Regions from separate parts of the Homo sapiens genome. Here region 2 is linked to region 1. Evidence: read pairs that join two places in POLR2A ChIA-PET (ENCODE). Cell type or tissue: IMR-90. All regions are shown on one strand. Links, peaks and the distances in the headings refer to the core of each region. The heading gives the core; the rest is flanking DNA.

Region 1 (12,805 bases), core at 1,990-9,989:
ATCGCTTGAACCCAGGAGGCGGAGCTTGCAGTGAGCTGAGATCGCACCACTGCACTCCAGCCTGAGCGACAGAGCGAGAATCTGCCTTAAAAAAAAAAAAAAGAAATATTTTCTTTCTTCAACTTCATTGCTCATGTATATCTGGCTTTTATAATAGTGGTTGGGGGAAGTTCACAAGAGAGGTTGGCATCTGGAAGAAATGAGGAATTTGCTTCTTCATTTCCCCACCATGGATGGAGGGTAGTGGAGAGGAAGTGTGGAGTGCTTGAAGTGATTAAATTTGCTGGGCCATCTGGTCATCAGGAAAAGGCTGTGTTTTCAATTTCACGGTGAATGAGAAGTTTATTAAGGAAGGAAGAAGGAAGCCGAATTTAGTTTAAGGAAGAAAACAATTAGTTTAAGGAAGAAAATAATCATACTTTTCATAATCATAAAAGAAATCATATTTCTGCCATGAAGAACTTCAGCTTGCTTAATTGTAAAAAGAAGGGTCACCTGTTGAAGACTATCCACAGGTGGAACTGTGTAATGATGCTCTCTGTATCACTAGGGAGAACTTGGTGACAGTGGTTTGGGAAGATGAACAAACACGTGAGGGTAGCCTCTTGCTGTGGAGTTGCTCCAGTCCCCTAACGTCTGTCCCCATCCCCATACAATTATTATGGAGGGAAGAAAATGAGTCCAAGGGGTAAATTTTTCTCAGCCAAGGAAAAAATTTATTTATGTAATGCCTCATTCCTTGAATTTTGTTGCCAAAGTCTCTGATCTAGTTATCAGTTGGAAAGCCATGAATCAATGTAATTGAGGAGCATCTATCTCCTCATCTGTTTATTGAACTGCCTCATACTTTAAACATTAAAACCAGGCTCATATATTATTCACCAATTTTAAAATCACATACTAAGTTCAAGAAAGGCTATAGGAAGAAAATCAAGACTAGTACAAGAAGTCAGTGCAAAAAGCATATATTTGCACTAAACATTGAAACTGGAAATCTGGCAGAGAGATGGCAATGGACACAGGTATGCAAAAAATGAAGAGCTTGGAGGTGAGTCCACTCGTTGTCACCTGCTGCAGGCTTATCATCATCTCTGCAAGTAATTAATACGATTATCTTATGCTACCTGTATTGAATCCACAATGCTCAAATACTGGGATGTGATTGAGATTGAGTAGCCTGAAACTTTTTAAAGGATTTGTAGAAACTACAATTCCAAGAAAAGTGAAGGTTGCTTTATTTAAGGAACAACTAATTACTAAGGATAGGATGAACTTTTCCTAACCTTTAGGAGACAATTACCCAGATGGCCTTTGGTATATTAGGAATGTTTATCAAATTGAGAATTCTTTTTGGGTTTATTTGAAGCCTTCAGTATATATAGAGATGGTTGGGGCCAGGAGCAGAATGCCAGGCAAGAAGAATGGAATGTGCAGAAGTTGCATGATGAGAGCTTCCAGACCACAGACAAGGTCAGCGTGGCTGATGACTCGCTGGTCTGGACTGAGAAAAGTTGAGCTGGAAGGTACAAAGGGCCAGGTTATGCAGAGCACTCATGCCATGCGAAGGAGTTAGACATTTGCTGCAGATGATATCGAAGAATTTTACCAGGCAGCCCTCCCTGTCTGCTGACATCCTGGCTTGCAATCTTTTCTCTTCTCTCTCTGCTTCAAACTCATGCTCAAGCCTGATGCACTGCTTTCATGTGCATGTGGACAGCCCATCCAATGCCTGCGTCTCAAAGGCCTGTTCAGTTTCCAAGTTCTCTACCTCTACACCTCTGGTTTTGTTCTCATTCAAATCCACTCTTCATCTGAAATGTGAAACTCTCCTAACAGTGAGTGTAGTAATTTTCATCCTTCCCACATTCCATTACCTTCACTGAATGTGCTGTTCAGGACTCTGGTGCCTTGATGTCCCGTCACCTTGTCCTTCTCCTCTCTACGTACTTACCTTCTGTTTTAGTCAGGGTTCTCTAGAGACACAGAATCAATAGGATGTGTATAGAAGTAAAAGAGAAATTTATTTTCAGGAATTGGCTCACATGATTACCAAGGCTGAGAGGTCCAAAATATGCAAGATGAGCTGGCAGGATGGAGACTCAGGGAGGATCCAGTGTTGTGGTTCAAATACAAAGACTGTCTGTTGGCAGAATTCCTTCTTGTTTAGGGGAGTTCAATCTTTATTCAGGCCTTCAGCTGGTTGGATGAGGCCCACCCACATCATGGGGGACAGTTTGTTTTCCTAAAAGTCCACTCATTAAATATTCATCTCATTTGAAAGCACTCTCACAAAAATATCCAGAATTATGTTTCACCACATATCTAACACTGTGGCCCAGCCGAGTTGACACACAAAATTAACAATCATACCTTCCTTTCTTTTCCAACCTAGATGTACCCAGTGAATGATTTCATTTGCTTCTCCCTTACTCCCTTAACTTATTGTGTAACCACTGCATTTGCTTTGTTAATGCCAAAGCTTGTATCACTCTTGCAATCTGCTGCTGCTTCTAAAACTGCTCAATACAAGAAAACCACAAACTCAGGTGTAATGGTGCTACAACAAATGTGTGGTCTCCAGCTTCAAATGGGCCCACAGCGTTGCTAGGAAGTGCTTGTGTGTCCTCAGTCAGCTCCCTCTCCACTCCCACAGTGGCTGTCTCAGACCTAAACAGTTCTATGAGTCCCTGACCCATACGTGTCCCTGTCTCTGTCTCTGCCTCTCTCTCTCTCTCTCTCTCGCTTGCTTTCTCTCTCAGCAGTTGAACTTACCTGTTACTCTGCAGTGAAAATTGTGATCTCAGGCATGAACCACCTTCAGTTTGCTGCTCTTGATCCCTGTCCTAACCATTTGAATAATCTTGGCTTGCCCACATCAGAGAATGTTAGGAGCAGATAAAAAAGCCCATAGACATTTATACTTAGTCTTCAGAATCCATCCAGAGCAACTCTGCCCCTTCTTGGTTTTGACTTTCTGGTGCCTTGATTCCTTGCCCCATTTTCCCATTTTCTGCCTTCCACTTGCCACCTTGTTTCTTTAATTTGTGCCTCAATTTGAACTCAGCATGCCAGCTTTGACCTTCATACTCCTCAAGGTCACATGTTCTGGTGGCTACTCTCCTCAGGGTGGAAGACGGTGGCAGTGGCTGGAGAGGCCTGCATTCAATTCCTGTATCTGCGGCTTGGCTGGATAACATGGCTTGTTCAGAACTGTAGAGTTCCTAAGGACTTTGGTGGCCCTGTGTCTAATATGACACCTTGCAGTTCTCACTGCTAGCCTCTCAGCCGCCAGCCAATGCTCGTAGCAATTACAAATCTCCAGGAGGACTTCCTGATACCCTCTGGTGTACCAAGAAGCTGTACAAAAAAGCATTTCAGTCAGTTCTTGTCTCTGTGGAGTGGGAGGCCAGTTTGGATCTCCTCCAGACGTACATCGTCCACCCATATAGGCCAGAAATGCTTAGCTCACTACTAGAGTCTCTTTGAAGGGCACAGTTCATTACCAGTTACCTGCCTCCTAACTCCACCTGCCCCCTCCATGGTAGGCTGTTCCATCTTTCAACTTGCCTCACCTGCTAAATATCCACTTTCAACTCCTACATCTGACCCCAGAACTCAGGCTAGGAAACCTAAGTAGGATTTAGAAAAGGCAGGACATCTGGATGTGGTTGGGCAGATGGTACCAGTCATGGAGAGATGGGAATAGGAAAAGTAGCAGGACGTTTGAAGAGGAAGATGATAAGTGACTGTGGCCATGTTAAATCTCAAAATTAGAGAACTCAGTGAATGAATGAATGAGTCAGTAAATTCTCCTTGAGAGTGAGTTAAATTCTTGGGAATGTCCCTTATCTTCCTCAGCCTACCTACAAATTAATGGAGCAATGTGTAATCATTGTGACCTCCTGAGGGGCTTCTATTATGCATAGGTTGTACAGTCTGACTTACTCGCTGTATTCCCTCCCCTCCAGATCATGAGGGTTCCTTTCTCATCATATAAGTTGTTAAAACAAAAGGAACAGTGCTAATCACCTTAATACCAGTCATTTAAACAAAAGGGATTTGTTATATGTAACTGAAAAGTTCCCACTCAAATTGTCTTGTTATAGCAGGAATACCATACACACTCATCAGAGATAAGTCCTAACTCGTGGTAGCTTTAGCAGTCTGTCAGTCTCTTTGTACTATAATATCTTACCATCTTTGCCTAACTGTTGATGGTCTGACGTGCGTCACAAACAAGGAGACTCAGAAGCTGGTGAACTAAAAAGAGGAGAAAATACCTCTAAGGTCACCAACCAACCAGTTTTATTATTTAGGTCAAGTATATAGTTTCTACAGAACCGTTACCCAAGGTTCCTCAAAAAAACCTCTGTCTGTTTATTCATCAGTTAATGTAAGTATGTAGCATCATTGCTTCTTTAAATGATAGTCAACAAGGAGAGAGAATAATGAGGACAGGACCTAAGTGTTCTGCAGGCATCTAGGAGGGTCTGGAATTGTCAGTTGCCATTTGCAACATTGGTTAGCATCAGAAACAAGCATGGAAGAAAACATGTGCTGAGACACCTCCCAAGTATATCTCTGGACTGAGAACTTGGCTCACTTCTCACACAAAGGCCCACTCTTAAATTCCATTTTATGAATTAATGATGGCAAATGGCAAGCATGCATGTGTGTGTGTGTGTGTACATGCACACACTTGAATGCTGAGCATTTGAAGCCTTGCAGACCTCTATACCATTAGAGTAATAGTGTCAGGAAACCAGCTCCTTATCCAGCCTGGAGCTCAGAACAGAGGCTGGGCTGCAGATAGAGCTCTGGGAGTCATTGGCATGCTGGTGGAAGCTGAAGCATCTTAGGTATCTTTTGTATGTTTCAGCTTCCAAATTTCTTAACTTCAAAGATTCAGCAGACAATGTTGACTCTTTAAGGCGTATTGCAGTTTCTTCCATTATCACGTGATTGTGAACACCACTGCTATAAAGTATAAATAACCTTTTTAATGGAAAAATAAAGAATGAAAACATTGTGAAATTTAAAATGAGGAACTTTTTAAAAGTATTTTTAATAATTTTATGAAGGTTGGAGAGTGAACAGAGATCTTCTAAGTGTCTTACAAGAACGAAATCCTTGAAGAGTTTGCAGTCACTGAAAAAAAAGTCAATAGAATACGTAGAAAAGTGGATAAGTCAATTGTCCTACTTTTGAAATACTGAAGTACATCTAAAGGTACACCTAAATACAAAATTAAAGAGAACTCAATGAATGAATATGTGAATGAATGCATGAGTCAGTGAGTTCTCCTTGAGAGTGAGTTAAGCTCTTAGGAATGTCCTAAGAGCTACTTACAAATTAATGCCCTGGTGCTTGATATGGTTTGGCTCTTTACCCCCATCAAAATCTCACCTTGAATTGTAATAATCCCCACGTGTCAAGGGTGAGGCCAGGTGGAGGTGCTTGAATCATGAGGGCGGCTTCCCCCATGTTTTTCTCCTGATAGTGAGTACGTTTTCACGAGATTTGATGGTTTTATAAGCACCTGGCATTTCCCCTGCTGGCACTTATTGTCTCTCCTGTTGCCCTGTGAAGAGGAGCCTTCTGCCATGACTGTAAGTTTTCTGAGGCTTCCCCAGCCATGCAGAACTGTGAGTCAATTAAACCTCTTTTTTTAAATAAATTATCCAGTCTTGGGTATTTCCTCATAGCAGCGTGAGAACAGACTAATACAGTGCTCCTTAAGCGCCTGAGGGTCTCTTGTTATTACTAAGCCAAAAATAAAAAATGAAGGCTCTACCTTCCCTATTAATTCATTTATTAACTCTACATTATTTTATCAAGTGCCACCAAGGAACCACTTTCATTCATTCACTTTTCTTTTTTCTTTTTATCTAATGTATAGAACTGTTCTAGATAACATGTTTTTCATTCATTCTGTGTGGCAGCTCTCTAAGAGAGGTGAAGTTCCCAGGCCAGGAGACCAGACTCTCAAGATCTGTTGGTGGCAATAGATCTTATATTGATGAAACCAAATATGCTTTGCTGAGAATATTGATAAACCAATTCAGTTTTACTGAGGGCTGTTTGCACTGATAGGTGGTCAAATACAAGAAGGAAGATAAATATGGATGATCCTGGCATCTGTGCCGCTGACATTCTTTTTATTACTTTAATTTTTTTCTGTACAGGGTATAAGTGAGGATGGGTGCCAAACTGTATTTAATTTTCCTATGTCTCCTGGAATGGCAGTTGTTAGCTTTATGTACTAATTCTTAAACGAAAAGATACTTTTCTCTATGACAATGTGATGCTTCTACTTGATAATTTGATTCCTGCTTTCTAAACATGTAACAGTTAAACTTTAATTAATGGGGATACATGTTTAATGAGATATATGGATTAATTGAAATATAGAATTATTGAAACCTTCCTTCCTAAAACAAAATTTTTATATCTTCCAGCCTTAATAAATTATATCCAGTATAGTCTATTTATCTTCCTTTGATTAATCTGGATTTTGTCATTCTTCAGGATAAAAGCAATAATTTATGCTTCTACTATAATATATATGTACACATGGAGAAAGTCATTTCACTCTTTATTTCCAGGATCTTGCCTCAGAATTGGAGTTACAGCAATAACTACATCCTTTATTCCCATTTGTTTTCTTTTGGTTGCCTCTTTAACCTCAGGGCTGACAATACTGGCCCAAATTCAGTTTCACTGGGGATTTAGTTATTTGAGGTTTTAAAAATCACTGTTAGTCTTTTTTTTCTATTTCAATTGGAAGTCATACATTTGAATAAAATATATTTAAGTTGCTGACTAAACCAAAGAAATGAATGTCCTCTAAGTTCTAGAAAGCATGTATTTGTTAAACCAAATTCGGAATTAGATTCCCTTAGATGTGCATTTATCTGCTGGTTGAATGGTGTAATTGTCTCTAGCTTTCTACTAACTCTTCATTCGTTGTTCAGTCAATGAATATTTATCCAGTGTCTACAATCTGTCAGACAGTGTATGAGATACTGGGGAATACATAGGCGGCAAACCACAATCTCTGCCTTCAGTTTACTTATAAGGCTAGTGGGGGTCATCAGGCAGGAATTCTGTCTTCAGCATCACTGGCTGAAAAATTAAGGCTAGATTTCAAGTTCATTATTTTTCAGTCAATGAAAAAGCAGAATTTTAGCAGCCTTCCTGGAAAACTCAAGGTTGCCTCTGGCTGCTAAAGTTTGCAAGAGGCTTCAACATATGATTTTTCTGTGTCAGTGGTTCTTAAACTCTAATATGCCTGGAATGACTGGAGAGCTTGTTAAAACAGATTGTGGGGCCTTACCCCAGAGGTTCTGATTCAGTAGGTCTGGGGTTGGAAGGTGAGGAGGTGGATTTGCATTTCTGAGTCCACAGATGCTGCTGGTTTGGGGACCACACTTTGAGAACTGCTGGTTTAAACCATCATGTTCCTTAACAGACCCTCCTTCCAGTGATGACAGTGATGTTAATAATAATGATGAGAATGGGTCACATTTAGTGAGTTCTTATTGAGTGTCAGGTATTTTGCCCTTTACAAATAAAGTACAGCCAATCTTCACAACAACCTGATGAAATAGGTGTGATGACTTTCCTTATTCTACATATGAAGAAATGAACATTTGAAGAGGTTAATTAATTTGCCCACAGTCACAGAGCTAGTAAGCGACAAAGGCCAGGATTTGAATTTAAATCTTTCTGATACATGTCTGCTCCAGCCACCATGCTCTCCTGCCTTCCTGTGATGGCCAGCACACCTGGGCAGTGATGGAACAGGGCAATCATGATCTCCTTGGGAGACACCATAGGCATCTCTTTGACCTGTCGTCATGTGCACCTGCACCTTAGGGGATTCTGAATACATGATTCTTTGGGCTCTTGTGACAGAACTTCCCTTAGTAATCTATTCTAGAGGTTAACACATTTTTTTGATGGGAAGTTTTCTTTTTAATTGGATAAAATATTTCTGTTTTATAGATTTTTTAAAGCTATCAAATCATCAAGATTTAGATAACTGTAGCACAGTACCCCGGTTAAATTGACCACAGCTCTAGATGAAACAAGATTTGAGAGTGAGGACTGGAACATGTCTGTGTTTTTCTGGAGGGTCATACACCCTCTTTCCATTCCTCATCCTTTTACAACTCTTTTCAAAAGGTGTCTGCAAAATTATCTGGAGCTTTCCTGACCTGTCTCAGTTAAAGTAGTTTTTGCACTATCTCCTGACATAAAAACAGTAATTACCCAGTATATTAATTAATACTTCTCTCAGGAGGGTTTGATAATCTTCATTCCCCTCAGGGAAATCAAAGAATGTGCTGGTGGTCCATCAGCTTCCTGGGAAATGCATCTGGCTTTCTGGTTAGACATCATAGTCTTTGGTGGGGAATTGTTCCCATCTCCTGACCCTGCACCAGACTCTGCTTCTACCTACAAAGATGAGAACGCCTCCCTTCCTTCCTTCTGTCTTTCCTTCCGTCTTTCCTTCCGTCTTTCCTTCCGTCTTTCCTTCCTTCCTTCTTTCCTTCCTTCCTTCTTTCCTTCCTTCCTTCTTTCCTTCCTTCCTTCTTTCCTTCCTTCCTTCTTTCCTTCCTTCCTTCCTTCCTTCCTTCCTTCCTTCCTTCCTTCCTTCCTTCTTTCCTCCCTCCCTTCCTCTCTCTTTCTCTTTCTCTCCTTTCTTCTCTTTTTCTTTCTCTTTCTCTTTCTTTGCCTCTTTCTTTCTGTTTCTTTTTCTCTTTGTCTTTCTTCTTTTTCTCTTTATTTCTTTCTGTTTTTTTCTTTTTCTCTTTTTCTCTCTCTTTTTCTCTTCTTTCTCTTTCTTTTCCTTTCTTTCTTTTCTTTTCTCTTTCTTTTCTTTCTTTTGTAAAGGAATAAAAGAGTGGCTACTGCATAGGCAGAGCAGCTGGTAAGCCCTTTCAGGTGGGAGCTCAGAGGTCCATCCTGTCACCAAATTTGATCTTTATTCTGTTCTTCTCTTTTTTCCTTCCTCTTTTTAATCCCCCTTTTTTATTTTCTCATAGACGATCACTAACCCCTAACCCATTGAACAGGCAATTATGTTATTTCCTTTACTCAGTGATTGACCAGAAAATGGAATGTTCCATTATATTCCTTGTCTTAGAATCCTGTTTATATGTCTCAGTTGTTTTTAATGGAAATTGAGGGGCCTCAGCTTTTACTGTTTATTTGCCAGATGTCAAGCTTTAAAAGTTAACTCTCAATCTAGAGGCCTTTTTGCCAGCTAGTAAGACCAATCTACTTTATTTAAGCTTTAGTGAGCTGTTCTTCTTCCTTCTTTCTTTTCTTCTTCCTTCTTCTTTTCTCCTCCTCCTTCATCATCATCATAATCATCGTCATCAAATAAAGCACAGATACTTAAAATAACACAAAACAAGCATACGGCACAATAAGTATTTTAAGGTAAACATTCTTGAAATCATAGCCCAGGCAAGAAGTAGAACTTTGTTATCTATTCAGAAGGCCCTTCCATGTACCTCATTCCAATCACAGGTCCCTCCTTCCCCACAAAAGTAACTATATCCTGACTTTATCATAATCATTTGATGCATTTTTATAATGTTATCCTGCATTTGTGTGTCTTTAGCACTATTGTTTAGTCGTGATCATTTTTAACATCTGATATGCCTTTAGGTCTCTTTTAATTTACAGATACGCTCTTCATCCCTTTTGCTTTCTTAAAATTTATGTGGAAGAATCCAGGCTATTTGACCTTTAGAGTTTCCCTGAGTCTGGGTCTTGCTGCCTGCAGTCTCTTGGTGCAGTACAACACGTTCCCCTTTCCTCTGTATTTCCTGGAAATTGGCAACTGGATCCAGACACTGGATCAGATTCCTGTTTACCCCTTTGGCAAGATTCTAGGTGGTATTTGGCAAGATCATAGGAGGCACAGGATATCTGGTTGTCTCTCTTTTTGTGATAGGAACAGTTGTTATGCTTAATGTCTACATCTATTAATTCATTTGGGTTGCAAAATGATGCCATTCTATTTCTATTATGTCTTTCCCATTTATTAGTTGGAATATATTTATACAGAGATAATTCATTTACTATCAATACATCAATGGCATAGTTCACATAGGAAAAGAAGGCTGAATGCTTGATTCTTTCCCTTTATTTACTTATTCTCAATATAATGAATTACAGTTGGTCCTCCATATCTGTGGGTTCTACATCTCTGGATTCAACCAACCACAGACCAAAAAGTATTTGGAAAAAAAAATGGGATGATTGCGTATGTAATGAACATGTACAGACCTTTTTCTTGTCATTATTCCCTAAACAGTATAGTGTGACAACTATTTATATAGCATTTACATTGTATTAGGTATTACATATAATCTAGAGTTGATTTAAAGTATACGGGAGGATGTGTGTAGATTTTATACAAATACTACATCATTTTATATAAGGGACTTGAACACTGTGGATTTTGGTATCCTTGGGGTCCTGGAACCAGTTTCCTGTGGATATTGAAGAGCTACTGTGGTTCTGTCACATTTCAAAGGTGACCAATTCCTTTTTTAAAAAATCACTTAAGAACTCATGGATTTAAACCTATTTAATATGTCTCAATACATTGCATTTATTATCATTATGAAGCTCAAATTATCTCATCTTGGGCTAGTGGAAGCCTCTTCAAAGTGTCTCCTAGGTCCTTATAATCAAGCAGTCTTTTATTGCTTCCTTGCTTTCTTTTTTATTTTTATTTATTTATTTATTTATTTATTTATTTATTTATTTATTTATTTATGTTTTTGAGATAGAGTCTCTCTCTGTCACCCAGGCTGGAGTGAAGTGGCATGATCTCGGCTCACTGCAACCTCCACCTCCTGGGTTCAAGTGATTCTCCTGCCTCAGCCTCCTGAGTAGCTGGGGCTACGGCGCACGCCACCATACCCAGGTAATTTTTTTTTCATTTTTAGTAGAGATGGGGTTTTGCCATGTTGGCCAGGCTGGTCTTGAACTCCTGACCTCAGGTGATCCGCCTGCCTTGGCCTACCAAAGTGCTGGGATTACAGGCGTGAGCCACCATGCCTGGCCTTCGTTGCTTTCTTGTATGATGAAGTGTTCTAGGCTTATCTTGGAAACTTCCCGTGTCACACCTGGAATCCACCATTTCTCTAATAAGCCCCAGGTTCTTTTAGTGAAAAGTTGTACTTTAAAGCCATATGTGGTGTAGGGATGCACTTTACTACTGGATCAGCCTTTGTTTCCTGGCCTTTTCAGTGGACAGAGCTAGGAAAGGTATATGTGCGTAGACACTCACATACATACATACATACATACATACATACATGCATATAATTTGAATCTGCCCTTTCCACTGTTTTTCAGTAGTGGAACTTTGTGTTGTTTTTAGCCTTCTCATAGTCATAGTTCCATAAAGTATAAAGCAATCCTTAGCCAATGTCAGCCATTTTCAATGTCAATGTCAGCCACTTTGGTTGTCTGGTCATTTGTCCTAGTCATGTTCCTCAAGAAAAGTTCTTGGGGATGATATTCCCTGAGCCCTTGCATGCAAATTGATAAGTTTGTACCATTTATACTTGAAAGTGAGTTTTGCTTGATATAAGATTATTGGCTCGTTCTTTCTTTGAATATCTTAAATATATCATTCCATTTCCTTCTGGCAAAAAGCATCGTTGTGGAAAAAACGAATGGCAATTTAATTTCTTCCCTTATAATTCATATGTTCTTTTCCTAGGTGCTCAGAGGATCTCTCCTCTCCTCCCCTCTGCCCCCTTCCCCTCTTTCTTCCTGTTTTTTGTTTTTTCTTAACAGTATATTTTACTAGAATGTGGTTTGCTATTGGTCATTGTGGGATGATATTCTGAGGTACATGGTGTGTTTTCTTCAATGTGTACTTTTAAGTCTTTTCTTTTTTAAATTTAGAAGAGTTTTTGTGAATTATAGTTTTCAGTATTTGTTCTGTTCCCTCACATTGGCTTTGCTTATGCTGCAAGGGACTCTTATTATCAGTGCGCTGGAGTTCCTTTGCATATCTTTAATTTTTCTCATTTTCTCTTGAATCCTTTTTTGTTTTTTGAAATTTCTTTTTGATTTTTAAAATGTTTCTCTTTTGCATATTTGTCTTAATGCGTTATCTGTTGTGTATTTGTGCTATTGTGTTTCTTCTAGTTCTTTATTTCTGAAATATGTTTAATTTTTGAGTTTTGTTGCCTCATTTCTGTGTATTTCTAGTTTTGATTTTTCATTCAGGTTTTCTATCATTTTTAAAATGTCGTCCGACTCATTTTGAAGTGTGAGTTGACAATTTTGTTGTTCTGTGGGCGTGCCTTTCCAGCATGCTTTCTTTGCCTGTGGAATGCTATTCAGCTCATATTCTTTCCCCTTGTAATAACTTTGTGTGGTATCTTGTGTGATACTTTTCTATGGCTCATTTTTAGTAAAAGTAGTTTTTCTAAACTTCAGAATGAGGAGGGGTTCAGAGCAGCTTTTCTTACTTCACTCGGCTCCTTTTGTTGTTTTTGTGTAGTATTCAAATATGGCAGCTTGCTTTCTGAGCTTTCTTGGCTCTGCTCCTCTCCCTCAGTTTGGTCTGAACTCTCCATTTCCTTTGTCTCTCTTGTCCCTATTCTGCTCCATTTTGATTGCACTCCAGCAGCTTCCCCGCAGCATGGCCCCTGTCCTAGAAGGGGGCCTGATCGGTTTGGGGAGTTGCTAGAGACCCCTTCTCACTGCAGGCCACTTGCATTCACTTGTTATTGGAGAGGGCAGCACCTCCCAGTTTCAA
Region 2 (12,805 bases), core at 2,465-10,464, 340 kb before region 1:
CCCCTTTCCGTTTGCCAGATGCAGCATTTACTGTTCCAGCTTACCTTGTAACTAAGGGTGGCTATGTGATACCTTTCTTCTGGTCAATACGATAAAGGAAGTATTCTCGGGGGAGGAGAGGCTTCAGGGAATGGTTTTATTTTCCAATATAAGCCACAAGCATAGGAAGAGCTTATTGTGTTACCACTTTTCTCTTCTTTGGATTTGACTGTGAGAGAGCATATTGTCACCTTAAAATTGTAATAGCCATCTTACAGTCAAGTGGGGACAAGCCTAAGGCAAAATGCCAAAATACTGAGACTGTCAGAGTTGATTGAGTCAGTACATCAAACCAGGCACAGTTCCTCCAGACTTCATGTTATCTGAGATAATGGAACACTTTCATTATTTTAGCCAGTTTTTGCGGGTATTTTGTCAGGGGCAGGCAAATGACTTCTGATTGGAGCATAGTCCTTTGATAAGTTTTTCTCTTCATTTTCCCTGTCTGTTTCTGGAACTTCTATTAGCTGGAGCCCCTGGATTCATTTCTTTACCTTTTCCCCTCTTCCTTTTCCCCATCCCCTTTCTCACTGTTCTAATTTCCTGGGAAATTTCCTCAATTTTAGCCCCAACCATTCTACTAAATTATTGATTTAAGCCATCAGGTTTTTAATCTCATAAATGTAACATTTTTTAAGAATTAGAGGCTAGTAATTATTGTTTTGAAAAGTTTTCTTCTGCTACCTGCATTGTCTTTATTTCTTCTGAATTCCTTTTCTACACTGTTGTCTTTAGGGTAAAGGTATTCCTCAACTGTTGGGTGATACTAGGCTGTCTTTTTATATTTGCAAATGGTTCTTAAAAGTTGATTGGGAGCTTTATGTATATGGATGGACTTCCTTATATGTGATGAGGCAGCAAGCAAGCTTTTTTGTTTTTGAGACCCCAAAATAGCAGTTTCTATAGATCTTTTAGGATTTTAAATTTCTTCAAAGAAAATCATCAAAGGAATATACAGATACATGCAAGCATTCTAGGAGTAGCGTAGGTGAAAGTGATTATAGGCCCCACAGTTTACTACCTAGACTTTCACTTAATCCTTCTGTGATGTACTGCTAAATATTAACAACTAGTTATGTGAAAGGGGGAAAAAAAGACCTGATTTGTAGCATTTGCCAACATCTGTGTGTCATTATTCTCAACATGGCCAATTTCAGCCTACCAACATGATGTCATTTAATGTGGAGTTGGGAAGATACACATAGTAGCTTGCCATCATCACATAGTATTTCTACCATACGAACACAATAGGCGTAAATAACCTCGAGGAAATAGTAAAATATAGTAAAAATAATTAGGCAGTTATAAGCTTTGAATATTGATTATGTCTGTTTTTAATACAATTTATTTAATTGTAAGCTTATATAATTTAAGTTTTTTCAATGGCACTGTTTAACAACTGGCTTGCCAAATTCCTGAAAATTTAGCAATCAGTTCTTGTGAGCTGGTACAAACTAGTTCCAGAGCATCACTGCTGTTTCCAGTCCTAGGCCCAACCCTCACCATTTACTGTGTCTGGCCTTCCTGATTCTGGAGCCTCTATTGCTGATTTTCTCCTGAGAATATAGTTCTGGTAGCCTGCAAGGTGTGGTGGTGAAGGATAAAGGATAAAGAGTTATGGCCTAAATGTATGGGTTGTGACTGAGTAAAACTAGGAATCTATAGCTTATTCTACAGGCTTTTGACAAATCCCTATATTTTCAGCCACCTACCTAAGCACTTGCCTTCGACAGTGCCTAGCACCACAGATTCCTGAGCCCTCTTTGTCTCTGCCAGTAAAAGAAGCTTCTCTGCAGACACCAAAGAGCAGTGCCTCTGCCTTCCTGGGTCAGGTGCTGCTGTTCTACCTGCTTCCTCTCTTCTAAGATGTTGACATCACTTCTTGGTTATTATCTTTTCTCCCATTCTCTTTGTCCTTGTGGATTTATGCCTTTTATATGTCCTTTCTACATTTTAGTGGCAGCAGATAAATAAGTGTATTCAGTTAGGTTTGTTTAACTGGAAGAATAGCTCAATAAGTATTGCATTTAAAATTTGTTGAATTGACTTAAGATTCCTGGAGTTGTTGTAGCAGCAACTAAACTCTGTCAATTGTTGCTGCTGTCAGTTAGCAGGAACTCTGTCAATTAGCAGGAACTCACCAACTACTGATTTATTTAGTGTATTATTGTATCCTAGGCTATTAGATACCCACTTTGATTTTTCCTCTATTCTTTCCTTAAAATGAACTTTTTATTTTAGAGTAGTTTTAGATTTACAGAAAAGTTACAAAGACTGTACAGAATGTTCTCATATACCCTTACCCAATTTTCCCTATTATAAGTATCTTAGTATGTTACATTTGTCACAATTAATGAACCAATACTGATACATTACTATTAATTAAGGTCCATACTTTATTCAGGTCTCCCTAATTTTTACATAATGTCCTTTTTCTGCTCCAGGATCCTCTTCAGGATACCACATTACATTTAATCAGCATATCTCCTTAGGCAAGTCTTGGCTGTGACAGTTTTCAGATTTTCCTTGTTTTTGATGACTTTGACAATTTTGGAGAGTACAGATTAGGTATATTATAGAATGTCCCTCAACTTGGATTTGTTTTTCTCATCATTAGACTGAAGTTATGGGTTTTTGGGAGGAGGACCACAGAAGTTAAATGTCATTTTAAATATATCGTATTAAGGGTCTGCAATACTTAATGCAATTCTGATGCTAACCACTTGGAGTAGCACAGACTCCAAGTTAAGGTCACAATCCCCAGCAAGACTGCTCTCACTTCAGATGCTAGCCATACGTTTGGGGGTTCCCAGGCCACCCACACTTCTGCCCAACTAACTACACATTCAGGGGTTCCCACAAGCCCTTCAGCTTTGATAATTCCCTAGAATGACTCACGGAACTCAGGGAAGATCTATACTTACGATTATAAAGCACACAAATCAGGGACAGCCAAGTGAAGAAACACATAGCAAGAGGCCAGGGAGAGCCTCAAACACAAACTTTCATGTCCTCTCCCCATGGAGTCAGAATGTGTCACGCTCCTGGCACATCAATGTGTTCACAACTGGAAAGCTCTTCTGAGCTGTGGTGTCTGGAGTTTTGAATTAGAATTTCATTACACAGGCATGATTGATTGAATTATTAGCCACATTTTTGAACTCAGTGTCTGGGACCCCTCCCCTCCATGGAGTTGATTGAGCTGTGTTGATATCACCTGGCTCAAAATCTCCAAGTCTCTAATCACATGATTGGTCTTTCTGGCATGCCAGCTCCCATCCTGAACTATCTTATTAGCATAAATTCTATGATCTGAGGGGCTCATGAATAACCGTCACTCTTATTACTTGGGAAATTCCAAGTACTTGGCATCTTCCTCCCAGGAACCAAGGATGAATGAAGGCCGGTCAAATTCTTTACTATACAGCATACTATCAACATGACATATCACTGATGATGGTGACCTTGATCACCAGGCTGAGGTAGTGTTTGTCAGGTTTCTCCACTGTAAAGTTATTCTCTCCCCTCACCTTTTCCGTACTCTACTCTTTGGAAGGAAGTCACTACAGGCACTTCAGATATAAAAAGTTATGCCCAACCTCCTTGAGGGGTAAATATTTACATTAAATTAATCGGAATACTTTGACAAGAGAGATTTATATCTTCCTCCTGTTTATCTATTTATTAATGATTTACTTTATATCAGTGTGGGTTCATGAATATTTTATACTTTGGTTATAATCTAATAGAGCTTTATTTTACTACTCACGTTGTTCTAGCCTTGGTTGTTGGGAAGTCTTGCAGAGGCATCTTGTGTTCCTTTGACTTCCTCCCGCCACTGTGAATTGTTTTGTTTTTGTTTGTTTTTAGCACTTCCTTTCTTGTACTACAAGATGCTCTAAGCTCATCTTCTGTTTCCTGCCCCAGTCCTAGAGCCAGCCATTTCTCTAGAGAGCACTGGTTTTTTGAAATTGGAGAATACGTTTTATCTACATTCTTTTTAATCATTTTCTTTTCTTTCTGACTTTTGTTTAAACTTTATTTTTGGAAATAATATAGCTAGTCAGTGCTCATTCTCATTTTGGGTGAGATTACTGAGATACAGAAACTGTAAATCAGGGTCTGTCTTTCCTCTTGCACAGGAGACAAAAACAGCATTTTAAGTAAAAATTGCAGTTGCAAAGACCCGGAGTGTTTTCTTTTTGATAACCCCCATAATCCCAGAAGGGATGGAATTGTCTAAAATGAAAAAGAGAAGCACAGTTCAGGGAGTTGTTGGATGAGACTACGGAAACAGCAAGAGAAAACATGATTTTGACTTCATGATTTTTGTCTAGAATTTTATTTTGGAGATTTAACACTGGAATTTCATCTCTGGGAGGCCTGGGATATCTATTTTCTTACCAACATTTTATGTTATGAAGAATTTAAACATTTAACAAAGATGAAATAATTTTAGCCTGAAATAATTTTATGGTGAACTCTGTTGATATCACCTAGATTTTATCATTAACTGTTTATACTCCTTGTTCTATCACATATCTGTTTATCCCTCTGTCCATCTATTAATCTTCTTATTTTTGATATATTTTAATTGCAGACATCAGTATACTTCCCCCAATACTTCAGCATTTGTGTCAATAGCTAGAGTTCAATATTTACTTACAGTTTTTAAAATGTAAAATTTATATACAATGAAATGTGCAAAGTGTCCATCCATCAACAGATGAATATATAAAGAAAATGTGGTATATATACACAATAGGATATTATTCAGCCATAAACATAAATAAAATATAGTCATTTGCAACAACATGAATAGAAGTGGAGCCATGTTGGCCAGGCTGGTCTCAAACTCTTGACCTCAGGTGATCCGCCTGCCTCAGCCTCCCAAAGTGCTGAGATTACAGGCATGAGCCACTGTGCCCAGCCTTAATTGCCTTTTATTTATGAAAATACCACAAGTTTAAAATCCATTATTTTATTGACTGGGCATTTTCCTACTTGAGACTACTACGAAAAAAGCTGTTATGACCATTTCCGATTAAGTCTTGTTGGCTATATGTTTTCATTTCTCTTCGGTAAATGCTTAGCAGTGCAATTGCTAGGTCATAGAACAGGTGTATATTTAAGCCTCATAATGCCAGACCACTTTCCAAAATGGTTGCACCACTTAAAATTTCCTCTAACAAAGTGTATGAAAGTTCCGATTTCCTCACAACCTTGTCAGTGTTTGGTTTTGTCAGTTCTTTAAATATTTGAGATTCTGGTGATTATGTAGTGATACATCATTGTAGTTTTAATTTGTATTTCCCTGTTGACTAATGATACTGAGCACTTTTTCATGTGCTCATGGCTATTCATGTAGCTTCACTTTTATGAAGCATCTTTTCAAACCTTTTGTCTATTTTTCAATTCAATTTTTTTTTGTGTGTGAGTTCTGGTATTTCTTTATATTTTAGATCAGTGCTGTCCAATAGAATTTCCTACATTTGTTCAAAATGTTCATTGTAAAATGTGTCTAGTGTAATTGAGAAAAAAACTGTATTTAATTTTGATCAATTTACGTTGATATAGCTACATTGACTGATGACTACCATATCAAATAGTGTAGTTCTAGATATGAGTCATTTTTGGATACATGTTTTGTGAATATTTTCTCCCAGTCTGTGGCTTGGCTATTCATTTTCTTTTTTTAAAAAAATTAAAAACAAAATTTTTAAGTTTTATGGAAGTATGGTAGTTGTATATATTTATGGGGTACATGTGAGATTTTGATATAAGCATATAATGTGTAATGATCAAATCAGGGTAACTGGGATAACCATCACCTCAACCATTTATTTTTTTTTTTTTTTTGGGGTTAGGAAGATTCCAATCCCACTCTTCTATTTATTTTTAAATATACAATGAATTATTATTAACTGTAGTCACCCTATGTTGCTACTGAACACTAGAGCTTATTCCTTCTATCTAACTGATTTTTGTACCTATTAACCAGCTCATATTTATCGCCCTTCCACACTGCCTTTCCCAGCCTCTGATAACCATCAATGTATTCTCTATCTTCATGAGATCAAGTTTTTCACATATGCGTGAGAACACATGATATTTGTCTTTCTATGCCTGGCTTATTTCACTTAACGTAATATCCTCCAGTTCTATTCATGTCGTTGCAAGTGACAAGATTTCATTCTTTTTTATGGCTGAATTATATCCTATTGTGTATATATACCACATTTTCTTTATCCATTCATCTGTTGATGGATGGACACTTAAGTTGATTCCATATTTTGGCTATTGTGAATACTGCTGCAATAAACATGAGAGTGCAGATATCTCTTTGATATGTTGACTCTCTTTCTGGTTATATACCCAGCAGTGGAATTGCTGGATCAAATGGTGTTTCTAGTTTTTTATTGTTTTGTTTTTTTTTTTGAGACGGAGTCTCCCTCTGTTGCCCAGGCTGGAGTTCAGTGGCGTGAACTTGGCTCACTATAACCTCCGCCTCCCGGGTTCAGGTGAGTCTCCTGCCTCAGCCTCCCAAGTAGCTGGGACTACAGGCACCTGCCACCACGCCCAGCTAATTTTTGTATTTTTAGTAGAGACGGGGTTTCACCATTTTGCCCAGGCTGGTCTTGAACTCCTAACCTTGTGATCTGCCTGCCTCGGCCTCCCAAAGTGCTGGGATTACAGGTGTGAGCCACCGCACTTGGCCAGTTTTAGTTTTTTGAAGAAGTTCCATATTTTCCATAGTGGCTGTACTAATTTATATTCCCACCAACAGTGTAGAAGGGTTCCCCTTTCTCCACATCTTCACCAGCATCTGTTATTGCCTGTCTTTTTGACAAAAGCCATTTTAACTGGGGTGAGATGATATCTCATTACGGCTTTGATTTGATCTGATAATTAGTGATGTTGAACATTTTTAAAAAACCTGAATATCTGTATATATTTATTTGTACATCTTCTTTTGAGAAATGTCTATTCAGATCTTTTTCTCACTTAAAAATCAGACTTTTTTTTTTCTGCTTTTGAGGTGTTTGAGCTTCTTATGTATTCTGGTTATTAATCCCTTGTCAGATGGGTAGTTTTCAAATATTTTCTCCCATTCTGTGAGTGGTCTCTTCACTTTGTTTCCTTAGCTGTGTAGAAGCTTTTTAGCTTGATATGATCTCATTTGCCCACTTTTGCTTTGTTTGCCTATACTTTTGAGTTCTTACTCAAGAAATCTTTGCCTGAACCAATGTCCTGGAGCATCTCCTCAATGTTTTCTTCTAGTAGTTTCAAGTTTCAGCTCTTAGATTTAGGTTTTTATTTTGATTTGACTTTTGTGTATGGTGAGAGATAGGGGTCTAGTTTCATTCTTTCTCACATGGACATCTAGTTTCCCCAGCACCATTTATTGAAGAGACTGTTCTTTTCCTAATGTATGTTCTTGGTCCCTTTATTGAAAATGTGTTGACTGTAAATGCATGAATTTATTTCTGGGTTCTCTATTCTGTTCCATTGGTGTATGTGTCTGTTTTTATGCCAGTACCATGTTGTTTTGGTTACTATAGCTTTGTAGTATGATTTGAAGTCAGGTGGCTTTGTAATATAATTTGATGCCTCTAGCTTTGTTCTTTTTGCTTATGATTGCTTTGGCTATTCTGGTTCCTTTGTGGTTCCATATAAATTTTAGGATTGTTTTTTCTATTTCTGTGAAGAATGTTATTGGTATTTTGATAGGGTTTGCATTGAATCTGTAGATTGCTTTGGGTATTATGGACATTTTAACAATATTGATTTTTCCAATCCATGAACATGGAGTATCTTTTTCCTTTATTTTTTTCATTAGTGTTTTACAGTTTTCATTTTAGAGATCTGTATTAGTCCATTCTCACACTGCTATAAAGAAATATCTGAGACTGGGTAATTTATAAAGAAAAGAGGTTTAATTGGCTCATGGTTCTGCAGGCTATATAGGAAGTGTGGCTGGGGAGGCCTCAGGAAACTTACAATCATTGTGGAAAGTGGTCATTGTAGAATGTGAAGGGGAAGTAGACACATCTTCACATGGCCAAAGCAGGAGGAAGACTGAGATGGGGGAGTTGCCACACACTTTTAAAAAACCAGATTTCATAAGAACTCTATCAGTAGAACAGCACCAAAGGAGGAAATCTGCCTGCATGATCCAATCACCTCCCATCAGGCCCCACCTCCAACATTGGGTATTACAACTCAACGTGAGATTTGGGTGGATACACAAATCCAAACCATATCAACTTCTTCTCTTTCTCCTTCTCCTTCTTCCTCTCTTCCTCTCCTCCTTCTCCTCCTTCTCTTCCTCCTCCTGCTCCTCCTCTTCCTCCTCCTCCTTCTCCTTCTTCTCCCTCTTTTTTTTTTTTGACGGTCTCACTTCCATTGCCCAGGCTGGCATACAGGGGTGCAATCTTGGCTCACTGTAGCCTCAACTTCCTGGACTCAGATGATCTTCCCACCTCAACCTCCTGAGTAGCTGGGACTACAGGTGCACACCACCATGGCTGGCTAATTTTTTGTATTTCAGTAGAGGGGATTTTGCCATGTTGCCCAGGCTGGTCTCAAACTCCTGGGCTCAAGTGATCCACCTGCCTCACCCTCAAAAATTGTGAGCTGTTGTGCCCAGCTGAGATCTTTCACTTATTTGGTTAAGTTTATTCCTAGGTGTTCTATTTTATTTGTGGCTATTGCAAATTGGCTATTCATTTTCTTAGTGGGATCTTTTGATGTGCAGAAGTTTTAAATTTTGATCGTGCCTAACTTGTACATTTTTTAAAATGGCTTTTGTATTCTGTGACACATCTAAGAAACTTTTGATCACTCCTAAGTCAGGAGTAAATGCTCTCATTTTGCACTTTCTCAAGAAATTTTAGAATCATCTCATTAATTGCTGGGATTATGATTGGGGTTTTGTTGAATCTATAGATAGCGTGCAAGTAACATTGACTTTGATATTTTTAATTTGAGACTTTCAGGAATGGATATCTATGTTGGTCGATGTATTTTAATACTTTGGCGAAAGGAAAACAGGGTCTGATCAGCCTTCTGTGTTTTAGGCAAGAAGAGAGCCTATAATAGTCTACAAAATACTTCTATTTTGTGTTGTTTACTCAGAAGGACTTTGGACAACAATTTCTTTGACTGAAACTGGGGTCAGAGTTGCAGACTCCCTGGAACATGAAAAGTCAATAATCTAGTTCCCAAAAGGCAGACAAGAAACTATTCCCAAGATGAACAAATGATGAGAATAGAGGTAAAGGTGAAAATGATGGTAAGTGTGAAAAATCCATTTATAACACTTCAATTTGTGTTCTTTAAGGAAGAAAATATACCTTGTGCTTTTTCTGGTCTGCAGCATCTCTAAACTATTTGCCTTTATTTTCTCAAAAGTATTTTAGGAACAGTGAAGTTACACAACTTTGTTCTCTTCAGTTCTTATTTTAATTCAATATGAGCTTGGAAGAAGAATCTACAGATTATTTCATTTAATCCCTTCATGGTGTATGAAGTAAACAGATTTAGAGTTAAATGATTTGTCTGAGGCCATGCGGCTAGTTAGTAGCAGAGTTCTGACAACATCCCAGGCTTTTCTATCTCTCTACTCCACTGATATTTCCAGTATGCATTGCTTTTATAATAGCTAACCACTCACTAACTCCTGATCCCCTACAATGTGCCTGGCGCTGTGCTACATATAGGTGATATAAATTATCATTATAATATACTTTTGTTCCTCAAATACCACATAGCTCTATGTAATAGAAGACATATGAAAATAGTAAAAGGGGCCAGGTACGGTGGCTCACGCCTATAATCCCAGCACTTTGGGAGGCCAAGGCGGGCAGATCACCTGAGGTCAGGAGTTTGAGAACAGCCTGGACAACATGGTGAAACCCCGTCTCTACTAAAAATACAAAAATTAGCTAGGTGTGGTGGCAAGTGCCTGTAATCCCAGCTACTCAGGAGGCTGAGGCAGGACAATCGCTTGAGCCGGGGAGGCAGAGGTTGCAGTGAGCCGATATCATGCCACTGCACTCCAGCAGGGGTGACAGAGCAAGACTCTGACCCCAAAAAAAAAAAAAAAAAAAAAAAAAGAAAAAAGAAAAGATTGTATGAGAGAGACCTGACATAGGCTAGCATTGCTAACTTCAATTTATAAAATGAAAGCAATCAAACTGCACCTTAAATTCATGTTCTATTAAATAAAATGTTAACTGTTAAGGAAGGTGAAGTTTAATGCTTGATGAAATTATCAGAGAAGTCTATAGAAAAAGAAAAATTTGAGACAGAATTTCAAGGAATGATGGAATTAGGAAGGGTAGAGGGATTATAAACTATTATAATCGGGACACAACAAATATGTTAATAAAAACTTGAATACCTTATAAATTAAAATGCAATTTCAATGCAGTTCAAGACAAGGACATTACATATGTTTATGGGCTTCTGAAATAAATTACTTTTAACTAAAACTAATGAAACACAGATTTATATGAGAAGCTTAGAGGTAAATTAAGTCGTGAAGTAGGCATTCAGATTTCTTTCTGCAGAAGTAGTGATATTTCCCCCAGGCGCTTCTCTTATGGTAGCTGGTCCTAAGGGAATACTCTTTTGTCAGTAGCATGCAGTAGTCCTGTATAGGTAATAAGAGACCTCCATCTCCATATTGCTTTCAGCAATTTGCCCTAAAACAAATAATCTAAACTCTTTGATTCCTCATTTCCATATGCAGTAATAGGACTAATAATAACTGCCCTGTCAATCTCATGGCAGTTGTGAAAATGAATATATACAATTTTTATTTATCAATTATATTACACCTCAATAAAACTGGAGAAAATGAGAAATGTACAGATTATGGTTCAATGAAGATTCTATGAAGATATTTTTAGGGACAAAATCTGCAGTGTTGTCTGCAGCATTGACTTGGTTGTCTCCAAAGATTATAATAGCATTAATAATATTTTTCCTTGGGTTTAGATAACTCTATGGTGTCTGTGCAGTATGATTAATTGAATGCTTCATATGTACTGAATCTTTTTTCATGAACTAGGCTGATTTACAATGATACAGTTAGCAGTTATTTAGGGTGTCACTGGAAAATTCTTGTTTATATTACTTTTTATTTATACATTATGTACAAAAAATTGCCTTCTTCATGCTTGTATCCATATTATTTACATAATTGAAGAATGATGATGAACTGCTAATGTAGACAGAGAATGGAGATGAAACTAATTTCTTATATAACCACTGAAGAGAAGAGTGGTCATGGAGAGAAGAGTAGAACAAGAATTATAATCATGTTTAATTTTTCTTTCACTTGGAAATGACTTGAGTGGGTTCAACCATTACTAAGAAAAATATAATTTGATTTGTGAAACAAAGAGATTCTAAGAATCTCTTTGTTTCACAAATGTCTCTATTCTCTAGTATCTAATATTAAAATATTATTTTATGGGGTTGGCAATTAATATTATAAAATGAATGAATTATTAATAGTTAATAACATTTAATAACTCTCAACAAAGATTCAAACTACACAAAGGTTTTAATTTTGTAACAAAATGTGCAATTTTTTCCACAAATGGCAAAAAAGAATTGCTCACAAGAAACTATACCTTGACTGTAGACTTATTAAAATCTAGGTTATTGAGTATTAGTTATCTATTGCTGCATAAAAATTGCACAAACTTGGTGGTTTAAGACAATATGCATTTATTATCACACGGTATCTGTGGGTCAGGAATCTGGGCACAACTTGAGTCCTTTGCTTCATAATCTCTCACAAGACTGCACGGAAGAATCTGCTTCCAATCTCACATGGTTGCTGGCAGAATTCAGTTTCTTGCAGGCTGTTGGACTGAGGGCATCAGCTTTCTGTTGGCTATTGGCTGTCCTTTGCTACATGGGCTTTTCCACAGGGCATTTCACAAGATGATAGCTTGCTTTCTCAGAGCCAGTTGAGGGTCTCCTAGCAAGACAGATATACCATGTTGTGTAATATAATCATAGAAGTGATATCTATCAGTTTTGTTGCATTTTATTGATTAGAAGCAAGTTCTAGGTCCTGCTCACTCTCGGGAGGGACTTACACAAGGGTGAGAATACCAAGAGGTGAGGACCACTGGGGGCCATCTTAGAGTCTGTGGAAAAAGAATGGATTAATTTGACATATGGTAGAGTGAAAAGAGAGGGTAAACTCAGATGCTTATTAGCAATTCATATCCAATTAATTCTATAATCCAGAAGCAATTGGTGGGAATGGCTTAATAGAATTTCCAGTTAGCGATATAGTATCACAAACTAATAAGCACAAGGTGCTAAGTACATTATTTTCTTCTTCTGTGATCCTGCTCTGTCTCCAGTGCTGTCAGCTGTGAAATGAGAAAGCCTTCCATCAGACCCTGGAAAAGATGTAAAGAGCTGTACTTCAGAAAAATATTGGAGAAAAGTACAAATCTTAAAAAAATTTTTTTGAGTAGTGCATTTCATCAGCAGATGCTGTCAATTTTGTTATACTGGTAACAGATATCTATGGAAAATGAAATTCTCAACAGCACATTGCCAGCATGTTCCCCCACAAAAACAGCCATGGTTAAATAAAATAGAAATTCTTGCACATGATTAGAAATTTGCAAAAGAGATTAAATGTGGCATTGATATAATAAAGCCTTTGATTAACTAACAAAACTTCATCAGGTATCTAAAAGAGCTGTTTGAATTTCTAACCAAGTCAGAA

Evidence for each region. ChIA-PET counts read pairs that join two places held together with the same protein. Peaks named below come from ENCODE experiments on the same cell type or tissue, not always from the same donor. Only the 100,000 strongest peaks of a DNase experiment are listed, where the experiment ranks them.
Region 2: POLR2A ChIA-PET joins it to region 1 with 5 read pairs; 2 of 35 experiments call an interaction of 5 or more read pairs at or near these places.

What each region holds. Positions count from the first base shown.
Region 1 is chr14:31,879,629-31,892,433 of GRCh38, forward strand. No RefSeq gene overlaps it. Among named protein-coding and RNA genes, the nearest start is that of LINC02313, 59 kb to the right of the region's middle. In IMR-90, for the core only: no CTCF peak of the experiment used is centred there; a DNase peak (open chromatin) is centred at 5,313; H3K27me3 peaks cover 143 bases.
Region 2 is chr14:31,541,594-31,554,398 of GRCh38, forward strand. It overlaps LOC105370438 (a long non-coding RNA gene), which reads left to right. Exons shown (of 4, transcript XR_943723.3): 3 at 9,178-9,334. It overlaps NUBPL-DT (NUBPL divergent transcript), which reads right to left. Exons shown (of 3, transcript XR_943720.2): 2 at 12,395-12,470; 3 at 11,906-12,037. Among named protein-coding and RNA genes, the nearest start is that of NUBPL-DT, 13 kb to the right of the region's middle. RefSeq lists an enhancer at 2,779-2,928. In IMR-90, for the core only: a CTCF peak has its summit at 2,754; no DNase peak of the experiment used is centred there.